2 separate regions of the Homo sapiens genome follow, and region 2 is linked to region 1. The links are chromatin contacts, found by Hi-C or POLR2A ChIA-PET in ENCODE. All regions are on one chromosome and are shown on one strand. The core of a region is the stretch at or near the end of the contact, and the rest is flanking DNA. Distances in the headings are between cores, read along the strand shown. Region 1 has its middle 60 kb from the start of LINC01204. Region 2 has its middle 25 kb from the start of LINC01204.

The links. A loop is a pair of places that touch in the nucleus more often than their neighbours do. ChIA-PET counts read pairs that join two places held with the same protein, here RNA polymerase II (POLR2A). Pooled maps may share reads with other maps.
Region 2: a loop to region 1 is called in a map of mammary epithelial cell, with 5 times the contacts of the local background. The contact joins two enhancer-like sites. A Hi-C loop is called at or near these places in 1 of 168 maps with a recorded cell type or tissue (mammary epithelial cell) and 4 of 50 pooled maps. POLR2A ChIA-PET finds 5 or more read pairs at or near these places in 1 of 52 experiments (MCF 10A).

The regions. Positions count from the first base shown.
Region 1 is chrX:45,441,966-45,448,795 of GRCh38, reverse strand. No RefSeq gene overlaps it. Among named protein-coding and RNA genes, the nearest start is that of LINC01204, 60 kb to the left of the region's middle. Within about 2 kb of position 2,600, at least 3 of the 41 ENCODE cell types and tissues checked have a DNase peak (open chromatin) inside an H3K27ac peak, as active enhancers do.
Region 2 is chrX:45,477,059-45,484,168 of GRCh38, reverse strand. No RefSeq gene overlaps it. Among named protein-coding and RNA genes, the nearest start is that of LINC01204, 25 kb to the left of the region's middle. RefSeq lists an enhancer at 2,904-4,103. Within about 2 kb of position 4,833, at least 5 of the 41 ENCODE cell types and tissues checked have a DNase peak (open chromatin) inside an H3K27ac peak, as active enhancers do.

The sequences.
Region 1 (6,830 bases), core at 1,351-3,850:
TTTTCTAAATACAGAATCTTGTATTCTGCAAACAGAGATATCTGGACTTCCTCTCTTCTAAAACTGTATACATTCACACCTACCTTCCCAACCATGATCTTAGACATCTGTTACATCTGGACAGGTAAAGCATAGAACTATACACCCCCAGTGGCTTCTCTCTTTGCTCCATTGGGGGAGGGGTGGTTGAAATGGCCCTAGAGTTAAGCAGTAGGTTGGTCCTGAGCCTGGCCAAAATTGTAAAGTGGATAGTGTTCATCTTCTGTGCCTTTCTCCCCTCTATGTCCCCCTCTATCTCTGTCAATCTTCACTCAAGGAAGGAGCTCTCCTTGATTCTTCACTACCATCTCTCTACATCTAAGCCTGCACTGGCTCTTCCTATGCAGGTGCAAACCATCACGCATAGTATTAGATAAGTGTTCATAAGACCAGAAGCATCAGCATCACCTGGGAACTAGTTAAATCTGTGAAGTCACATTCAGAACTACCAAATCAGAAACTCTAAGGTTGGGGACCTTGTCATTTGTATTCTATTAAGCCTTTTAGGTGATTTTAGTGGAGGATGAAGTTTGAGAATCACTGCTTTAGAATCATTAGTCATCCTGAACTATAGATGATATCAGATTTTAGCATCTCCCCATCTGACTTATTATAGGTCTATTTGTGTTTTCCAGCTACCAGTACTGCCTGCATAATTTGCTAGCTCAGTGCAAAATGAAAATGTGGGGCCTCTTGTTTTAAAAGAAGGAAAATAGTGTCAGTAAAAGTATACAGAGGCCTTTTCCTTTCTTACCCATCTCTCTTGACTTGTCACAGTGTTTTTTTATTTGTAATTTACTATCATTCTGATTAAAGAAAAATGAAAGGTTTTAAGTTACTAGCATAAATTTTACCATTCCTCTTTATATTGTGTAATATCAGTTTGAATTGCAAATATTAGAGTATTTAACCCATATGCAGAATCACAAAACTTCACAGTTTGTATTTTGTGGAAGGTGCTTTGAGTTGGCCCGAAGAGACAGACACAAACCAGGTTCAGGAAGTTGCAAGGAGAAAAAGAGGATCCCTCAAGACAGAGCAAGTTGACAGCAGTCTCAACATGGGACACTCATAGGAAAAGTGCAGACTCTCCCAGACACCTGGGGCCTCTGCCTGCTACATGGGGTATACTCACTTGGGCCTGATAGTCAACAGGTTCCTCCTCCCCCAAGCTGCTTAACCAACACTCCAACAGAGAAGTGGAGCCTGGGGAATTCCAGCAAGTATTCTTCCCATGGTCTGCTGCCCCAATCCACAACAGATGGATGACCTCTACAGATCTTTAAACCTCCATGCCAGGACACAGTCAGTACATAGATCAGGGGTGGGCAAGGGGATTGCCCTCACTAAGACACACAATTGCCTACCAGATATGACATGGTACTACCAGTCTAAGGGCAGGGACAGCCATTGCCATGCCCATCCAGGGATTCCACAGAGTGAAAGCACACAACCCTGCCTTCCCCACACTCATACCCATGCCCTTGTCAGGGACAAAGAGTATCAGCTGTTGGGGCTGAGGGCAGGGACAGCCACTGCCATGCCCATCCAGGGATTCCACAGAGTGAAAGCACACAACCCTGCTTTCCCCACACTCATACCCATGCCCTTGACAGGGACAAAGAGTATCAGCTGTTGGGGCTCAGGTAAGGTGCGACATGGGGTATCAGGGGCAGGGGAGCATATGGCTGAGAAGCTGTCTCAGGTTGGGGGCAGGAGGCAAGACCTTCCTTGAGTTGAGGCTCCAAGCTTCTTGCATATTCCCCGTTGTCCATTCAGACATCATTTACAAAACACAAATTCCAAAATACAATTATTAAGAATTTGAAGATGGTGACCAGGTAGCATTAAGCTCCCAGATCAGGGCTCTTCTAAGCATAGGGTCCTGTGTAACTATACTGCTCACATGCCCATGAAGCCAGTCCTGCCAGCTACTCCTGAAATGGGTAGGATAAAACCTGACCAGATCAATGGCATACCTATCCAGACTCCACACTGCCTTAGGAATAGAGTGGATCTCCTCAACTAGTTTTAAAAAAACCTTCAGAATCTAACCCCTGATCATTTCTTCAATCTCATCTTTACCTAGTACCCCCTCTGCAACTATAGATTTTAGCCAAACTGAACTTACTAGCAGTTGCTTTAATCCACAAAGCTCTTTCTCAACTGCCTGTTGCTTCTGCTTCTGCCTGGAATGCTTTTCGCTTTCACTACCACCACCTGCACCTCCACCTTCCCCTACTTTTTCTCCTACTCTATCTTTCAGGTGAATACTCTAGATGCATCTGGCATCCTGTGTGGTACTGTACCATAATGCATTCAACCCAAGTGTGGGAATTAAAGTTGCCTGTTTACCTGCCTGTCCCCACAATAGCTATAAACTCCAAGAAGGAAGAGCTGGTGTCTTGTTCACTATATCTTCAGTGCTTGACAGAGTATTGGCAAGAGTAGGAAACAGTGACACTAATTAAATGGATGACTGGTCCAAGCTGTAAGACTCAGTGTGCTTTCACTGAAACAACCGCCTGTCAAAGTATCTTATGACTAAATGCTGTAATCTTTTATTCTCTGAGTCACACACAGAACTACTTCCTTTTTTGAGATTGTTTTTGTATCTGTCATATAGTTTTAAGTGGTTGAAGTTTATAGGACTTTCTTCAGATGAGATGCAATCTCTTCTTGCTTCAGTAGAATTTATACCTTAAAGATTTTTTAATCTTTCCTATTCTTCACTTGCTTCAAAAGTATTTATGATAACCGCAAGTGGTGGTGACCCCAGAATTATGATCTGAAATGCCTTTGGATCATCAGCACAGGATTTTGCAAGTAAGGCTGTGCATAGGTCAGGGCTCTCCAGGCAGGTCAGCATGCTTAAAGTCTTTAGGCTTAGAAGCCCTTAAAATATAAAAATAAATAAAATGAACATCAGTTACATTTTCTCTCACTGTGTACTCAGACATAAAAACCTCTCATTTTCTAAGAACCCTAAAGAGACAACTTGGGATTCACCTGAATCATTTGTCGTTGGCTCCTAAGAGATAGATAAAAATTAGGCGATAGCACAGCACGTGGAGGGAAGGAAATTCAGATGTCTTTGCTGCCCATTCCCTTCAGAGTGGGGCTCCACTTTGTCACAGTGTTCAGAGGTCAGAATCCAGAGCCCCAGCAAGAGCTCAAACATGCAGCGGCCCTCTGAGCTTTCTACCACCCAGCATTCATATTGACTTGGCTTTGAGGCTAACAATGGAAAGCTAGAGTTAGATTTGTCAAACTGTGCCTTGTATAAATTTGCTTGGTGTCTGAAGGCTGTTTTGAAAGTATATTTAGGCTTCTGGTACTCTTGTGAAATTAATTGTTTAAAAATAGCTTGTTTGGTGGGTATAACTTCTGAAATAATTCACTTTTTTAAAGTAACACTGTAATTTTTACTCAGTGGCAATGTGTTTGTTCTAAAGTACACATAGTTTATAATGGAAAGTAAGCCATGATCATGTGACTCTTCTGGAGAAAGAAGAGGTATTATATTTGCTTCACTTGACCCAGAGGTGCACAACCACAAGGACAGAAAAACATTTTGTAACTTCTATAGCTACTTTTTACTTCACTTGTCTAACATTTATTTAATTATTCATATTTTTCAATTTCTCTTCCTACCTATAACAGTAACTATGGATCACAAACTGTGTGCACATTTATTCTGTAACAGTATAACAAAATGGTTAAAAACACACCCAGCATCGGGAGCCAGAGTGCCTGGATTCAAATCTGAACCCCAGCTGGCTCACTTGCTATGAGACCTTGGGCTTCTCTGAGCCTCAGTTTCCTCATCTATAAAAAGGGGATAATAATACTGCCCACCCCACAGAGTTTTTGTGTGGTGCTATTACATGGGTCAATATGTTTCTTTATATTTAGCACTATAGATGTATTAGATAGGAATCACATTAGCAAGATGGCAGACTAGACGTTTTTATTATTATCTTTCCACAGAAGCATAGACAAGGGTTGATAACCACTCATGGATGACAGCACCTTTATGAGAGTCCAGTTGTATACTGGAGAAGTTCCGGCACAACATTGGAGCAAAAAATTTGAAAGTACATGCATTGAAGATGGTTAAAAAGAAGAGTTTCACTTTACTTCCATCACCTCTCCCTCAAGGCAGCATACCTCAGTGCCCAGACAGATCCCCCAGGTCCACAATTCCTTTGGACTGTGAGAACATAGTGAGTGCTCAGCTTCCACAGGCATTCAGGATGCTGCCCAAGAGGGCAACATTTTTTCTTGTCTGACATAGAATACTGACGTGATCGGCATAGCTGAGTGGTTGGGAGAGGCTGAGAACAGGGAATAGAGGCAGAGACTCACAGAAATTAGGGCCTGATGTCACCTGATGTCAACAAAGGGCCACAGATCCTACCAACCACTTCACAGACTTCATCAGGAAGCCTGCCCATGAGGTGCTGAAGACTCCCTGCCTGATGACCTCCCCACCAATTGACCCATAGGCACCTCCAGTGCTCTATATTTCTCACCTCCTGCAACCCATGACTGGCTCCCTATGCACACTCCCACAGAAGGCAAATGTCAGCCTCTGTGGATAGCTCAAGAGCATGAATGGTTAGCTGGCCTGACTCCGTGGGACTGGAGGAAGGCGCATGAACTTGAGCATTTCAGGGCACCACTCTAAGGAAAAAAAAAAACAGGAGGCTGTCAGCACCTGACCTTTGTGGGATCAAGAGAAAGCACACAAACTTAAGAATTTTCTCCTAAGAGGGAGCAAGAAGGTAGTTCTGTTTTAAGTTCTTTGAGAAATCTCCAAACTGCTTTCCGCAGTGGCTGAACTAATTTACATTCCCACCTGCAGTGTATAAGTGTTCCCTTTTCTCCACAACATTGCCAGCATCTGTTATTGTTTGATTTTTTGGTAATAACTATTTGGACTGGTGTGAGATGGCATCTCATTGTGGTTTCCATTTGCATTTCTTAAATGATTAGTGATGTTGAGCATTTTTTCATATGCTTGTTGGCCATATGTATGTCTTCTTATGAAAAGTGTCTGTTTGTGTCCTTTGCCCACTTTTTAATGGGGTTGTTTTTTTGCTTGTTAATTGTTTAAGTTCCTTATAGATTCTGGATATTAGATCTTTGTCATATGCATAGTTTGCAAATATTTTTTCCCATCCTGTGGGTTGTCTACTCTGTTGATAGTTTCTTTTGCTGTGCAGAAGCTTTGCAGTTTAATTCATTCTACTGTAAAGACATCTGCATTTGTATGTTTATTGAAGCAATATTCACACTAGCAAAGACATGGAATCAACCTAAATGCCCACCAATAGTAGACTTGATTATGAAAATTGGATACATATACACCATGGAAGACCATGCAGGCACAAAAAAGAACAAGATCATGTCCTTTGCAGCAACATGAATGGAGCTGGAGGCCATTTTCCTAAGCAAACTAACACAAGAACAGAAAACCAAATACCACATGTTCTCACTTATAAGTGGAAGCTAAACATTGAGTACATATGGACACAAAGAAGAGAATAGATACTGGGGCCTGCTTGAGAGTGGACGGTGGGAGGAGGGTGAGGATTGAAAAGCTACCTACTGAATACTACGCTTATTATCTGAGTGATGAAATAATCTATACACCTAACCCCCGTAACGTGCAATTTACCTGTATAACAAGCCTGCACATACTCCTGAACCTAAAATAAAAGTTAACAAAAACTGAATTATTATATAATCTGGCAATCTCATTGCTGGATATATTTTTACTCTGCATAATTCAATGGAAATGCCATCAGTATACTGAAGAGATATTTTCACCCCTATGTTAATTGCAGCCTTATTCACAATAGCCAAGATAATGGAATCAACCTCAATGTCCATCAACAGATGAAAGGATAAAGAAAATGTGGTATATTTACACAGTGGAATACTATTCAGCCATAATAAGGAATAAAATCTTGTCATTTGTGGCAACATTTATAAACCTGGTGGACATTAAGTGAAATAAACCAGGCATAGAAAGACAAATACCACATAAGATCACTCATATGTGAAATTTAAAAAGTTGTTCACATAGAAGTAGAAAGTACAGTAGTGGTTACCGGATGATGGGGAGGGTAGGGGCCTGGGGTAGATAAGGAGAGTTTGGTGAATGGGTACAAAGCTACAATTATATAGGTGGAATATGTTTTGGTGTTCTATTGCATAGTAGGCTGACTATAGTTAACAATAATGTATTGTATATTTCAAGATAGCTAGAAAAGAAGTATTTGAATGTTCTCATCACAAAGAAATGACAAATATTTAAGGTGATGGATGTGCTAATTACCCTGATTTGATCATTAAACAATGTATACATGTATCAAAATATCACATTGTATCCCACAAATATGTACAATTATTATGTGCCAATCATAAATAAAAATAATGTTGAAATCATAGTATAAAAAATAAAATACATATGTATATGAGGAATATATATATAATTTTTTTTTTTTTTTTAGATGGAGTCTTGCTCTGTCGCCCAGGCTGGAGGGCAGTGGCGCGATCTTGGCTCACTGCAAATTCCGCCTCCCAACTTCCCGCCATTCTCCTGCCTCAGCCTCCCGAGTAGCTGGGACTACAGGCGCCCGCCACCACACCCGGCTAATTTTTTTGTATTTTTTAGTAGAGATGGGCTTTCACCGTGTTAGCCAGGATGGTCTCGATCTCCTGACCTCGTGATCCGCCCACCTCAGCCTCCCCAAGTGCTGGGATTACAGGCATGAGCCACT
Region 2 (7,110 bases), core at 3,584-6,083, 33 kb before region 1:
TGGATATCCACATGTAAAATCACAAGTTTGGACCTCTTTCTCATACTATACACAAACATTAACTCAAAATACATCATAGACCTAAACATAAGACTTAACACTATAAAACTCTTAGACCTTGGATTTGGCAATGGAGTCTTAGCTACAACATTAAAAGCAAAAGCAGTCATGGAAAAAAATAGGTAAATTGGACTTCATAAAAATTAAAAACAGTTGTTCTTCAAAGGAAACTATCAACAAAGTAAAAGGACCATTCACAGATACGTAAATTTGTTAAGTGACTTGTATCTACAATGAAGAACTTCTATAACCAAACAATAAAAAGACAAATAACCCAATTTTAAATAATGAGCAAAGTATTTGAATAGACATTTCTCCAAAGAAGATATATAAATGTCTAATAAACTCATGAAAAGATGCTCAGTATCAATGGTCATTAGGGAAATGCAAATTAAAACTACAATGAGATACCACTTCGCACCCACAATAATGGTTGTAATAAAAAAGTCAGGCAACACAAGTGTGGGAAAGGATGTAGAGAAACTGGAACACTCATTCATTGCTGATGGGACTGTAAAATGGTACAGCCAATTTGGAAAACAGTTATATAGCTTCTCAAAATGTTAAACACAGAGTTACCACCTAACTCAGTAATTCCACTCTTAGGTATATACCCAAGAGAAAAGAAAACATGTTTCCACACAAAAATTTGCACACGCATGTTCCCAGCAGGATTATTCATAATGGCCAAAACGTTGAAATAACTCAAATGTCCATCAGCTGATGGGCAAACAAAACATGGTATAGTCATTCTGTGGAATATTATTCAGCTATAAAAAAAGAATAGAGTATTGATACATGGTATAGCATGGGTGGATATTGAAAAAATTATGATAAGTAAAAGAAGCCAGTCACAAAAGATCACATATTGCAGGAGTCCCTAACCCCTGGGCCACAGACCAGTACCAGTTTGTGGCCTGTTAGGAACCGGGCCGCACAGCAGGAGGTGAGTGGCGGGCAAGCAAGCAAAGCTTCATCTGTATTTACAGCTGCTCCCCATCACTTACATAACCACCTGAGCTCCACTTCCTGTCAGATCAGCAGTGGCATTAGATTTTCATAGGAGCATGAACCCTACTGTGAACTGTGCATGCAAACAAGGCTGCACACTCTTTATGAGAATGTAATGCCTGACGATCTGTCATGGCCTTCCATCACCCTCAGATGGAACCGTTTAGTTGCAGGAAAACAAGCTAGGGCCCACTGATTCACATTATAGTGAGTTGTATAATTATTTCATTATATATTACAATGTAATAATAGTAGAAATAAAGTGCACAATAAATGTAATGCACTTGAATCATCCTGAAACCATACCTCCCTCATGGTCCATGGAAAAATTGTCTTTCATGAAGCTGGTCCCTGGTGCCAAAAACATTGGGGACCACTGACATATTGTATGATTCCATTCATATGAAATGCCAGAATAGGCAAATCATTAGACAGAAAGTAGATTAGTTTTTGTCAGAGGCTGAGGAGGAAAGCACAATGGTGAGGGACTGCTAATGGATATGGGGTTTCTTTTTCAGGTGATGAAAATGTTATCAAATAAGATAGTGGTAATGGTTTTCTATGTCTACAAATATGCTATGACAAGTGAAATATTGAACTGTACACTTTAAAGGGTAAATTTTATAGTATGCAAATTATATCTTAATAAAGATGCTATTAAAAAATCTATGCCGATATTCCCATATTCCTTATTTTAGTGAATGCCAAAATGTTTCATCCATTTATATAAGCCAGTAACCTTCTTCGACAGATTTTGTTCCTACTCCCTTTTTAGTCTACCACCAATTCCTACCAATCTCTTCTCCTACATATGGCTGTTCAGGCCTTTGTTTTTCTACCACCATCCAAGCCCAATTCACCATTATTTCTTGCCTGAAATATCCAATAGTCAATTAACTAGTCATCCTGCATCTGCTCCTACCTGTTCCCCTATTCATTCTTCACCTAACAGCCAGAGTAATCCTTTCAAAATGAAAAAAGAATTAATAAGCATTTTTATTAAAGCAAAACTTACATAAATAAAAGTGTACACATTCTTAGCATCTAGTTTTGTGAATTACCACAAAGTGAATATGCCCATGAAAACGCCATCCAGATTAGGAAATAAAACATTACCAACATCCCAGGAGCTCCCCCACTTTACGTTCCTTTTCATTTAGTACTACCTCTCCTCTCAATATCCTTTCTACCATTATATATTGGTTTCAACCTAGTTCTGAAGTGTATGCAAAGGGAGTCATAGAAAAAGTACGCTTTTGTATCTGGATTTTTCCATTTGATAGTATGTATGGGAGATTCATCCAGTTACTGTGTGTAGGAGATGATCCTTAATTTTTGTTGTTGTATTTCACTTTTTTATTTAATATAATTTATCCATTCTGTAGTTGATAGACTGCTCAACCCACTTCTGGGTTGAGGCTGTTATGAACATACTTGTACAAGTATTTTGGGATTCATAAGTATGCATCTCTGTTGAGTATATACATTGGAGTGGAATTGCTGGGTCATAGGGTATGTGCATGTTTGGTGTTAGTAGATACTTCCATGTAGTTTTCCAATGTGGTTGTACAAATTTACACTTCCACCAGCAGAGTATGAGAGTTCCAGTTGCTTCATATTCTCACCAGCACTTAGTATTGTCAGTCTTTTAAAATTTGGCCATTCTTACTGTCATCTTGCCATTTCCTCAATGAAAAATAAGGTTAATACCATTTTAGATAATTAATGGCCATTTGATTATACTCTTTTGTGGGATTCCTATTCAAATATTTTGCTCATTTTTCCATTGCGGTATCTGAATTTTCCTTATAATATTCTAGATCTGAGTTTTGTGGCTTGCCCATTCACTCTCTTATTGGTGTTCTTTAAGAATATAAATTCTTAAAATAGCCCAATTTATTGATCAATATGGTCCAATTTATTGATCTTCTCCTTTATGGTTGGCACTTTTTGTGTCCTATTTAGAAATCTTTTCCAAGGTAATGAAGCTCTTCTCCTCCACTATCTTCCAGAAGTTTTATTGTTTTCTCTTTTACATTGAGGTCCACAATTTATCTGGAATTAATTTTTGGTTATGGTATAAAGTAGAGGTTAAGATACATCTTTCTTTCCACGTGATTTTCCAATTGACCCAACACCATTTATTGATAAGAATATCTTTTGCCTACCAAAATGAAAATGTAATTATGCTGGATTGGAGAGGAGAATAAAACTCTGGGCTTGGGATTCAAAATTATTTCTTATGGTATATTTTAACCTGAAACCAAGGTGTTATGGCTAAACTCCAGCAGAAAGCCTCTGTTACCTAGAACTGTTAATGAGCCCTCCCATCTGGAAGGAGAACAGAGAAGTAATCTTGAAATTGTAATTATTACCACACTCAATGCCATGAACTACCTGAATAGTTATGAACGAACTTCTGTTGATGGTTATACCCCTAAATCTCCCCAAAACTGAAGACAATTATGTCTACCCCTAGACAAATGAGTATTTGCTGTGCAAATGACCCTCTGAGGAGAAAGGTACTGACAATCCTTTGGGTACAAAGTGCTCTGATCTCCTTGGGTTGTAGAGATGTAAGCCAATTGTTTTGTCTTTTTCTCATTTCAGTATTGCAAAGACAAAGAGAATCAACTTTTAATTTATGTATCACTTTGGATTTTTCCCACTGCCAATCAGATTTCTGGGCGAGAGCTCCTCATGAATTTTCTGACAGCTACATGGATCACATGGGTGAGTTGTTCCTGATGTCTGATCCCTGATCCTTATGGATGCCTGGAAGTCTGAAACAACACATAGCTGGCCTATTACTCATTCTCCCTACACTACTGAGCTCCAGTGTTGCCCCTTCCCTAGGCTTAACCTCTCCCCCTATATTTGCTGACAGTCTCTTTGAAAAATTCTCATAACATATAGATACTGTCTAAGCTTTTGAACAAGTCTACTCCCCTTGACGTCAACTGTTCTGTTGATTTCCCCCAGCCTAATCCCTTACCACTCCCTTCTTTGCTATTCATGCTTGGTATAGTTTCTAGCACTCATCATGCTGATTCATGCCTCTTTACTTTTAGTTGTAATGTTTTCCCTGCCTAGACTACCTTCATTTCCCCACCTTCATTTCCACGCTAGAGGTGAAATTTAGAAACCTTCAAAAATCTATTAGTCACCAGGAAGCTTTCCTATGACTCAGGTAGGCTAAATGCCCATACCTACGTCTGTAACCACATATACCACATGATATCAGAGAGTGTGTTTATGTGTCCATTTCTCTTATGTTGGTTCTACATCTTATCTTTAGTCTCCCAACATCGAACACAACGCCTGGCACATTATAGTTGTTTAATAAATTCATGTTGAATGCACCTGAACAGCAGTAGTACAAGGAAAAGATTAACTTGCTCAGAAACTCTTGCATTTGGAGCTGAGGACCAAGTGGGTTGAAGTATTAAACATACTGCTGAGGTTGCTTGCCTTGGTTGGGGTCAGCCTAGACAACCACTCAGTCTAGAGTCACAGAGGAGACTTAAAGCTCAAAAGTTTGCAATTTGTACACAGACTCTCAGCTTATAGAATCAAAACTCCTTTTGCTACACATTTATTTCTAAAATTAAATAAATAAGTTTAAAAAGGCAACTGAACGTCCCCCATCTCATAGTTTCTTAAGCCAGCAGCAGACTGTATGACACATCCTTCAAATAACTGCGGTGTTCTGAGTAAGTGTTTTAAAATACACAGCCCAGCCAACAAAAGCACTCAGGGATCTTGTTGTTTATTTTTGAGCATTAAAAAAAAGTTAAAAATGCAGTGGTTGCTGAGTGTAGACTCATACCACACTAGCTCATTAGCCCTTTTAAAATATCCTGCATTGGAAAAATCTTTAATGCTAGAGCCCATTAAAATTTTGAAAATTCTAACATAGTTTTTAAAACATTATCCCAAATAATTTAGTAGGTGCTTACATTTTAAAAATCTGTAAATAATAAAAAAAATTAGTATAATGATAGCTTAGCTCAATTATTATTCTTACTGTAGTTGGTAACTTATAATACTTAAGTAATTATCTAATATACCAGCTAGAATCCAGAAAGATGCAAAGACTTTTTACTGTATTTTTTCTCCATTTGCACCCCAATTATGTATATTTCATGTCCCTCTTTGCTCTGTTGTGTTCCAGGGGGCCCTGTGGACTGCATTACCCAAGGCTCCTTTTCCATTTGACTTCTGGTTGTGCTATGCTTATAGAGATATTCATGGGGGATTAAAGAGTGGTGGAAGAGAGGTTGGGGTATTTCTTTACCTGCTTTCTCTATACATCAGTGCCACATTTCTGGCATGGCTGTGTTCCTGTATGACTACAGCTCCTCTGCCTTCCTCCACAGCTCCAGGTTTTCTCCTATTGGGAGTGATGATGGTTTTCCACTGAGACCAGTCTCTGAGTGCCTCAACATCCTTTGTTGGTTTTCTTAATCAAGCCCACACCCCTGTAATTAGTCCTTTCATTAATGTATTGTATTTGATTAATCTTGTTGAATCCTGCTACTTGCCAGGATTCCAACTGACACAAACTAAATTTAATGTATTTGTAGAGAACACTTCATATCACAATTGAGGTAAAGTCCTCCTATCCCCCATGGCGAGCACTGAATTAAAAGAGAAAACAGCAGAACTCATTAACAGAGATTCATAATTCACCAAGGAATTACCAATGAAGCTTAAGAATAGGAAATACCATTTTGAAGGCATCTTAAGATCCCCACTGCACTATGAATCTAAAGGAGAAAAAGTGTCAAAGTTTTAAATCAAGGGATGCACTCACAGGAAGAAAATCCCCACATTAACAACGCAAAAGGCAAATAAATGATACCCAGTCTTTACATAAAGCACAGAGACTTGATACTATCACTTGGTTGGACTGCAATAACTATTTGTCTCTTCTCTCCCCATTATTGATGCAACAAAATTTTTGAAGCACTTCCTTTGAAGAGCCACAAATTTGCTATAAGACTAAGCATTGTAACTATCCCTATCCCATTAGGGCCTAAGGTGAGAGGATGTAAGAATGGATCAGGAGAGGTGACCTCAGGAGAGCTGAAACAAGACCAGAAACTAAAGATAGAAAAATGTTCAGATTACTGATAGATTCCAAGTAAATCTAAAGCTAGGTAGAAATGTGCCAGGAAGAATGATCAGAGATTAAAATAGGTCCAGACTGGAGAAAGGATCTGAATAATGGGTACCAGCATCCAGGCAAGAGATCCAGAAGGCAACTTTAAGAATACAATGGATACCAAACCTTACCTCATTCCATCAGGTTTTATATATTTCCATTACAAGGATAAAAGCAAAACCCAATGAGGCTGATCCAATGACCCTGGCTATAGTATAATCAAAAATGCAAGAAAAAAGCAGTTCCTGATGAGAAGACTGGAAGAAATCATTTGGACCCTAAAATACCATTGTAGATTGGCTCATTAAATAAAAGATAAAGTTGTATTTTCAGGTTTCCTGAGTTTATTTTTCCACCCAGTGCTACACTTAATCAGGGTTTAGAGGTTTAGGGGTGGACACAAACTCAACTTGTTTTCTAAGATCATAATTTCTTTTAAAAGATATATGTAAACTTCCTTGGAATTACAGAAAAAAAGTTTTTATTTATTTATTTATTTATTTTAAGTATTTAACACTTCTGCTTCCAGCCAAAATGTAGTAAAAGGTCTGGCTTAATTTCTCACCTAAAATAAGCAAATAGTGGACAAAATGTATGAATCTATTATTTTCAATACAATGAGCATCAGGGAATGAAAGATTGCATATTAATTAGGGTTCTCCAAATAAACAGCACCAACAGGGATATATAAAAAAATGAGAATTGGCTTACATGATTGTGGAGGTCAAGAAGTTCCATAATAGGCTGTCTATGAGCTGAAGAAACAAGAAAGAGTTGGAGGTGAAACTCAGTCTAAGTCCAAAGGCCTGAGGACTGGCATTGTGGCCAGTGGGGGAGAGTGGGAGGGTGGGGATGGTGTAAGTCACAGATGG